Linked DNA regions of Homo sapiens: regions 1 and 3 are each linked to region 2. A link is a contact called in ENCODE Hi-C or POLR2A ChIA-PET data. All regions are on one chromosome and are shown on one strand. Each heading gives the region's core, a stretch centred on a gene start or an enhancer-like site at or near the end of the contact. The rest is flanking DNA. Distances are from core to core; before and after follow the strand shown.

Region 1 (2,700 bases), core at 60-2,559, 500 kb before region 2:
TAATGTTAAGGTCTAGGAAAAGCATGGAGGAGTGGTGGTGGAGAGGAAGACCGTGGGCCAGGTACTAAAATCTGTGAATGAGCAGGAGTGGCCTAGAGTATGGTAAATACTAGAAGGGATGGTGGATGGTCTGGTCTGATGGCATAGCTGCAAAGGAGATGCAGACTTAGGCTGAGGAGGAAGGGGGAGAAACCTACAGGTGGCCATGAAAGCAGGGAGGACAACTCGCTGCCTCCAGGCATACTGATGTGGAAGAAGAAAACAGAGCCAAGACAGGAGGTGGCTGCAAGGAAGCTGTGTGTGGGGGTCAGGCAGGTTTGCAGTAGAACAGGATGGTGAAAGGAATGTTCAAAGGGAAAGTCGAGTGGATGGGGAGATTTTGCTGATGACAAACCATAAGTTCCCGAGAGCAGAGTGAAAGGATCTGGGGGATTGTGTCAGATTAGGGGAATAGAGCTACATGGGGGTGAAAGTCTTGGGGGTGAAGGATGAACAACAGTGTCAGGCTTCTGGAGGTGTCTAGGGACACAAGGCCACAGGGCATGATGGGCTCTCCTGAAGGTCTCTCTTGGGCAAGTGGGTACCCCTGCTCACGCCAGCTCCTCCTCCAGCCAGGGCCCACGGGCCATGGACCACAGTGAGGCAGTGATATTGGCGTTGGAGGGGCCTTGCCAGACACTGAGTGTTCGGGGTGGGAGGAGAGGGCAGCTTTGGGTATTGGAAGGAAAGTCGAGCAGGCACTCCGGAGACTAGATTCTCATCCAAATCTTTCCTACAAACCATGACGTAACATTGGGCAAAATGGTCATGATTTTCCTTATCTATAAAATAGAGAGGAGAGGAGGTCTCTCTTAGCTGTGCAAATCCTGGCCTCTGTCTCCTTCTTTCCCTGACTTCTTCTAGCTCCTGTCTCCTCAGCCCTCCCGACTTGTAGCTAAGCCCTGGCTTTGTATTAACCACCCTCCTGCTGTCAGCATCGCTGAGAGGCATAGCCAAGGCCTGCCCTCTTCCTCCTCCCTGGCTCCAAAATGCTCCATGCACTGTCCCATGCCACTCTGATCCTGAGCAGCCAAGTGGGCAGAATGACACTCCTTTGGGCGTGGAAGTGAACATCAGCCATGAGTAGGGAGAGGAAACTGCCCACAGAGAGGGCAGACTCCATCAGGGGCAAGTGACAAAGCCACAGACTGGCATGAAGAGGCTTCCCAGGCCCTCTGGAAGGCAGTGAAGCCAGCAGCCTGGCTCCTGGGATGGGCTGTCCCCTATTCAGCAGCTCCATGGGCCTGGAAGTGGGCCCAGGGAGCCAGCCAGAAGGAGGCTGTGGCCAGAGGCTTGATTTGCAGCCCAGGACTAGGACGCAGGGTTCTCATCCAGGCTTCACCCACAGCAAATGTGCGACTCTCCCTGGCCCTCTGGGTGGGGATTATAATAACTACCTTGCTTACCCCAGTTGCTGGAGGCCAATATTCACTGAACATTCATCATGAGTCAGGCATTCAGTAATCCTCACAATGGCCCTAGAAATTGGCCTGTACTATTTTCAACCCTTAGGGAGGAGGTGACAGACACATAGAACATCTAAGTAACTTGCCTGACACTCCACAGCTTGTAAGTGGCAGGGCCAGGCTCTTAGCCCTAAACCATACATTAGAGATTTATTATCATTTAGGTCCCTCAACAATCTTGTGATGCAGGTATTACCATCCATTTTACAAACATGGCAATGGCTCAGAAGTCTTCAGTTATTTGCCCAGGGTCACTTGGCTGACTGTAGCAGAATCAGGATTTGAACCCAGGCCCAACTTCAAAGCCAGTCCTCTTCTCATTGGGTTGCGCCCCCAGCATTAGCACAGGGACAGTTCCTCAGGCTGACTGCCCAAGGCCCCATCTGTGCAAACAGGAGAGGAAATGGCAGCCTAACTCCAGGCAGGGCCCGGGCTCAGAAGGGGGTCTACAGGGCTGAAGAGGCAGCTGGCCAGAGATTCCACAGGAAGCATCTTGTTGACACATCTTCATCACTTTGGAATTTGAGCAACAACATTTACCCCTTCTGAAACTCACCCAGAGGAAGCGGATTTTCTGACGCATATGAAGAGTGAGAACTGTCTACATCTAAGTCTTCTTTGAGAACAATACCAGCTGAGCGGCTATTTACATTCCAGCTTCTTTTGAGAATCTCTGAAGATGATTAAGTCATTGTCAGCTGGTAAGGGTTGGTCTCACCACTTCTCATGTTGGATCATTGAGGCAAGAAACCTTCAAAGAATCCTTTTTGGGTATCTTTTAGTGAGGAAAAAAGTGGGGACAAAGATACGTAAGGCAGTACTTGCCAGAAGTCGCGGGGTGGGAAGAGGAAGTGTGCAGAGTTCTAGAGCCTGTCTTCACCTGGGGGATGTGCACTGACGATGCATATACTTGGCTGTGAAGGCCCAAATTTAGGACAGGGAGTTAGAACCACCCACATTGAAAGTCTAAGGGCCTGTTTCATCTTGCAGCCTCACCACGCTCCCACCAATAGCACAAATACTGTAGTACAAATGCTATGCTCAGTAAATGTTAATCAGCCTCATAAACAGTTCAGGGAAGGCTTTGAGGAGGAAAAGGGTGGAATTTCACCTGGGCCTTGAAGGGAATTTGGGAGGCACAGAGATGGGAAAAGGAAGAAGGCTGAGAGAACAGCATGAGCAGGGCACGTGGTGC
Region 2 (2,700 bases), core at 7-2,506:
TCCAGTCAATTAAATTCTGTTTTTTTTTCTTTCTTTCTTTCTTTTTTTTTTTTGAGACAGAGTCTCGCTCTGTCGCCCAGGCTGGAGTGCAGTGGCGCTAACTTGGCTCACTGCAACCTCCGCCTCCCGGGTTCACGCCATTCTCCTGCCTCAGCCTCCCAAATAGCTGGGACTACAGGCACTCGCCACCACGCCCGGCTAATTTTTTGCATTTTTTAGTAAAGACGGGGTTTCACCGTTTAGCCAGGGTGGTCTCGATCTCCTGATCTTGTGATCCGCCCGCCTCGGCCTCCCAAAGTGCTGGGATTACAGGCGTGAGCCACCGCGCCCGGCCCCTAAATTCTGTTTTCAACAGAACACAGACTAAAGGTCTTTCCACAGTTCCATATACATGAAGATCCTGCTTGGTAAAAAGTGTCTGTCAGAGAGTACTGTTACAATGCAAGGGCTGTGTGCTCAGCGCATGCAGTTCAGCCGTATGTCTCATGCTCTTATTTTAATACAATCACTGAAAGGTAGGTATTTTCACCATTTTACAGATGAAAAAACAAGTTCAGAAGGGTAACTTGCTCTAGGGCACATTACTGATATGTGGGGAATCCTTGACAGGAAAACCAGATCTGTGCTGCTCCAGAATCCATGTTTTTATCAAATACCATCCTGCTTGTTTGGAAAATATAACGAAAGCAGCCCAAGCACGGGCAGGTAGGAAAAGCTACGCAAAGAGCCTGGAGGCTTTTATAACTATCTAGGCATATGAGACAGGCTGACACCTTCTTTCAAGAGGAGACTTAGAAATCAGGAAGGCTGCCTGAGGCAAGGTCTGAATAATGCCAGGAGACAGAGCCCAGCCAGCGTAAAGGCCGGAAGTAAAAGGGACAGCTATGACACGGCGGTCCTGGGTGAACTGATGTCTAGCGCTACAGTGAACCCCCAACCCGAATTCGTCTAAAGCCACCCAAAACCAAAACTTTGCTCACACCAGAGCCCCGCATGGCCCCTTACCCCAGGGCAGGGCGTCCAGAACCACGCAGGAAATTCCGGCGTCCAGATCCCAGGCCTCAGTCGCTCAGGTCTCTAGGGCTGTCTGGACGGGATGAATCAGGTCCCAAGGCCTCTATGTGGTATTCCGGGGCCGGGCCAGAGTGGGAGATCCAAAACGCTGGGCACCCCAGCCCCTCCTCACTTACCGTAACAGCTGCCCAGTAAACGCTTGGCTCAGCTCTGTCGCCTGTAGCCCGGAGGAAATCGGGAGGGGCGGAGTCCCCTAGTGACGGAGCCCAGGAGTCCTCCAACTACCTTCCCACCCGACGATGTTCTGTGCGTCGATTGGTCGAGAGGAGCTCAGCGTGGTGAAGAAGTGAGGAGCAGCAAGAGGCGAGCGGTGGACGGGGCTCTGGTTGCCGGGAAACGGTGGAGTCACGTGCCCTGAGCATTGCCCCTCCCCTCCCGAGGGCCAGGTTGATTCCTTGCAGATCCAGGGTTCCAGTCCCTGCTTGGATAGGGAAGTCGTTTCCAAGACTTTTGACTTTTCCTAGTCGCCGGAGCCAGTTCACCTCCTCCACAACTTTCTCTGTCGGTGTTTGTCTTCTAAAAATTTCACCCCTTCGTTACCCAAATTAGAGCACTTCGGCGGCTTCTTTCCTTACTCTCCCAGGAGACTCGTGTCTCATTCATCAAATTATGAAGCTTTCCTTCATTCATTTAGTCAATAGATACCAAGCACCTGCTGTGTTCTAAGCATTGTGTTAAGCGTGAAGTTAAGACACATATGACTTGATATAAGTCCTGGAGATCCTTACAGCTTAGTAGTGTAGGAAGGGGGTCCGCCATGGAGGCATAAAAGTTTACAAATAACAGTAAACAGTGATAGACAGCCGGGCGCGGTGACTCACGCCTGTAATCCCAGTACTCTAGGAGGCCGAGGCAGGTGGATCACCTGAGGTCAGGAGTTCGAGACCAGCCTGGGTGAAACATGGTGAAACTCTGTCTCTACTAAAAGTACAAAAATTAGCTGAGCATGGTGGCACATGCCTGGAATCCTAGCTATTCGGGAGGCTCAGGCAGGAGAATCGCTTGAACCGGGAAGGCAGAGGTTGCAGTGAGACAAGATCGCACCACTGCATTCCAACCTGGGCAACAGAGCAAGACTGTCTCAAAAAAAAAAAAGGAGGGGGGCGTTGAGGATTATAGAGTATATGATGGAAGTGTGGCCAGAGTACATAAAGGAGAGAGTGGTCATAAGAAGTGTGTGTCAGAATGCTTTGTTGTTGTAGTTGTTAAAGGAGATGACCTTTGATATCCTTCAGGGGATAGATACCAGCTTGTTCATTGAGATCGACCCCTCCCCATCCCCAGCTTCCAGGATCAACACCAGTTACTCTCTCCCAAGAAACACGTGATGAAAGACATCAGCCAACCATCAGTAGCCAAGTAACTTGGCTGAGGAAATAGTTCTCACTCCAGCCTGGGTGACAGAGCAAGACTCCGTCTCAAAAAAAAAAAGAAAGAAAGAAAAAGAAAACAACAACAACAAAAACAACATAGTTTTAGGATTACAGATGTGAGCCACTGCGCCCAGCTAAAATACAATTTAAAATTCAGTTCCTGGCCGGGCTTGGTGGCTCATGCCTGTAATCCCAGAATTTTGGGAGGCTGAGGGGGTGTGGATCACCTGAGATCAGCAGTTCGAGACCAGCC
Region 3 (2,700 bases), core at 150-2,649, 310 kb after region 2:
GTGAGCTTTGACTGGAGAAATCCAAATCAGAGCCTTCCCTCCTAGGCTCACCCAGGCATATCAGAGTGGGCAGTTAGAGGCCCATGTCCCCCGAGTGTTCAGAAGGGAACTGAGTCCTATGAGGTGGCCAGGCCCTGCCAGTAGCTGCCGCAAAGGCCCGGGTGCCCCAGGTCTCAGAAGTCTTTGGCCTCCTGCCTACTACTTGCTATGCAGCCATAGCTGCTCAAACGAAGCAGAAGAACTTCTTCCAGCGGCAGCGGGAGAGGGTGCGCACACCTTTGGCATTCAGTTTCTTCTCCAGCCGGGCTTTGTGCTCAATGGCACTGAGAATAGCCGAGTCAAATACTTCCTTCAAGTTCTTCTGCGTCAAGGCTGAGCACTCAAGGTAGCAGCAGGCTCGGATCTTCTCGGCCAGACCCTGAGCCTGGGGTTGGGGCACGGGGCCCTCCCGGCCCCCCTGGTCCAGCTGAATTAGTACGTTGACATCGTCCCTCAGGTCGGCCTGGGTGCCCACCAGCAGCACAGGCGCCTGGGGGTTGTGCGTGCGGATCTCGGGCAGCCATTTCTCTGTGATGTTTTGAAAGGAGCTGGGCTGCACCACGCTGAAGCACGCCAGGAAGACATCGGTATCCGGGTAGCAAAGGGAACGAAGTCGGTCAAAATCCTCCTGGGGTGGGAAGGCCAGGTGGTAAGGATTAGCCCCCCGACACATGGAATCCATTTCTCACCCGGGGCTGGAAACCTGAGACTCCAAGAGCCCAAGGCTTTCTCCATTTGCTCCATATGGGGTCCTCCCAGCCTCCAGCCCATCTCCCCGCAGACCAGTAGAGGCCGCGCCCAGCTTCTCACCTGTCCCGCTGTGTCCCAGAGCTCAATGCGCACCGGAGCTCCATCCACCAGGACTTGCACTGCAGGGGCGGGGCGGGGAGAGCCTGAGTTAGGAAGAGCGTCCTGGGCCGCACCAGCGCCACCTCGGGGCCTGCTCCAGTCTCCTCCCCGGGGTCCTCTGCGCCCTCCCGCCGAGACGCCCGCCCCAGCTCCCCGGTGCACAGCCCCGCCGCAGCCACGCGGCCGCACGGGCGATTGAACGTACGTACCAGAGAAGGTGTCCAGCGCAGTGGGCCGGTAGCGCGCGGGGTACCCATTGCAGGTGTAGCTGACGATGAGGCTGCTCTTGCCCACGGCGCCGTCGCCCACCAGCACGCACTTGATGCCCAGCTCTGGGGGCGCGCTACGCCGCCGCGGGGGAGGGGTCGGGGCCCGGAGCGGGGGCGGCTCGGCCTCGCTCAGCTCCCGCGGCGGCATGGCCCGCTCCGGGGGCAGCAGAGGGGCCAGCCCGGGTCTCGGCTTCGCTGCGCTCGGTGAAGCAGGTCCCGCTGGCTGCCTCTGACTGAATGGGTCCAGGCTGGGCGAGTCGGCCCAGCGCTACCAGCGGGTTTGTGTAGGGCCCCGCCCATCTCATCTACATGTTTCAGGCGGCCCCGGACCCCACCCATCGGCGAAGATCTCCCGCGGCCAGGCACCCTGCGAGGCCAGGCGAGGAGGAGGAAAACCCCGGGAGGAGGAAAGGCAGGCAGAAAGCTGGAGCTCCAAGAGTCACGCAGGTACAAGGACAAAGAATCGTCAAATGAGAATACCAAGAAGAGATAGACATCCATGATTTATTGTTAGGAGGAAGAAGCAAGTTGCAGAACATATAATACAGTATGTTCAGGTTAAACAAGTGTGCAAATTAAACCTTGTTCAACTTACAAGAAACAACTCTATGCATATGTTTGCATGAGTATTAAAAAGTTGGGATAATTTTATTAATGAAAGAATTACTTTTTTAAATATTGAGGCTGAGAGCAGTGGCTCATGCCTGTAATTCCAGCGTTCTGGGAGGCTAAGCCAGGAGGATCACTTGACCCCAGGAGTTCAAGGTTACAGTGAGCTATAATAGTGCCATTGCACTTCAGCATGTGTGACAGATCCTAAAAACAAACAAACAAACAAAAAACCTGTTGACCCCTGAACAAAGCGGGAATTATGGGCGAGAAACCCTGTGCAGTCAGCCGAAAATCCCTATATAACTTTTGACTACCCCAAAATTTAACTATTAATAGCCTGCTGTTGCTGGGCTCCGTGGCTCACGCCTGTAATCCCAGCACTTTGGGAGGCCGAGGTGGGTGGATCACCTGAGGTCAGGAGTTCGAGACCAGCCTGGCCAACATGGTGAAACCCCGTCTCTATTAAAAATACAAAAAATTAGCCAGGTGTGGTGGCGGGTGCCAGTAATCCTAGCTACTCAGGAGGCTGAGGCAGGAGAATCACTTGGACCTGGCAGGTGGAGGTTGCAGTGAGCCAAGATTGGGCCACTCCACTCCAGCCTGGGTGACAGAGCAAGACTCTCTCTTAAAAAACAAAAACAAAAAACCCCCCAAAAAAAGTAGCCAAGCATGGTGGTGTGCATCTGTAATCCCAGCTACTCGGAGGCTGAGGTGGGAGGATGGCTTGAACCTGGGAGGTGGAGGTTGCAGTGAGCTGAGATCATGCCATTGCACTCCAGCCTGGGCAACAGAGCCAGACTTTGTCTCAAAAATAAATAAATAAATAAATAAAAAATAGGCTGGGCGCAGTGGCTCACACCTGTAATCCCAGCATTTTGGGAGGCTGAGGCGGGCAGATCACATCACGAGGTCGGGAGATCCAGACCATCCT

Evidence for each region. A loop is a pair of places that touch in the nucleus more often than their neighbours do. ChIA-PET counts read pairs that join two places held with the same protein, here RNA polymerase II (POLR2A). Pooled maps may share reads with other maps.
Region 1: a loop to region 2 is called in a pooled map, with 2.6 times the contacts of the local background. The contact joins the enhancer-like site here to the promoter of CCDC32 in region 2. A Hi-C loop is called at or near these places in 5 of 37 single-sample maps with no recorded cell type and 5 of 50 pooled maps. POLR2A ChIA-PET finds 5 or more read pairs at or near these places in 1 of 52 experiments (OCI-LY7).
Region 3: a loop to region 2 is called in a map with no recorded cell type, with 2.7 times the contacts of the local background. The contact joins the promoter of RHOV here to the promoter of CCDC32 in region 2. A Hi-C loop is called at or near these places in 1 of 37 single-sample maps with no recorded cell type and 2 of 50 pooled maps. POLR2A ChIA-PET finds 5 or more read pairs at or near these places in 8 of 52 experiments (GM10248, GM12878, H1 and 5 more).

Annotation. Positions count from the first base shown.
Region 1 is chr15:40,062,396-40,065,095 of GRCh38, forward strand. The region is part of intron 2 of SRP14-DT (SRP14 divergent transcript); the gene reads left to right. Among named protein-coding and RNA genes, the nearest start is that of SRP14-DT, 24 kb to the left of the region's middle. RefSeq lists enhancers at 120-955, 1,802-1,911, 2,322-2,431. Within about 2 kb of position 1,310, at least 12 of the 41 ENCODE cell types and tissues checked have a DNase peak (open chromatin) inside an H3K27ac peak, as active enhancers do; they include OCI-LY7, where a contact is called at or near this core.
Region 2 is chr15:40,563,786-40,566,485 of GRCh38, forward strand. CCDC32 (coiled-coil domain containing 32) reads right to left here and starts at 1,257. Exons shown (of 4, transcript NM_001080792.4): 1 at 1,191-1,257. RefSeq lists enhancers at 1,656-1,705, 2,185-2,479.
Region 3 is chr15:40,872,835-40,875,534 of GRCh38, forward strand. It overlaps RHOV (ras homolog family member V), which reads right to left and starts at 1,400. Exons shown (of 3, transcript NM_133639.4): 1 at 1,098-1,400; 2 at 850-908; 3 at 1-667. The coding sequence starts at 1,305. The coding sequence ends at 224. It overlaps LOC124903475 (a long non-coding RNA gene), which reads left to right and starts at 908. Exons shown (of 2, transcript XR_007064600.1): 1 at 908-1,089; 2 at 1,476-1,754. RefSeq lists a silencer at 935-1,454.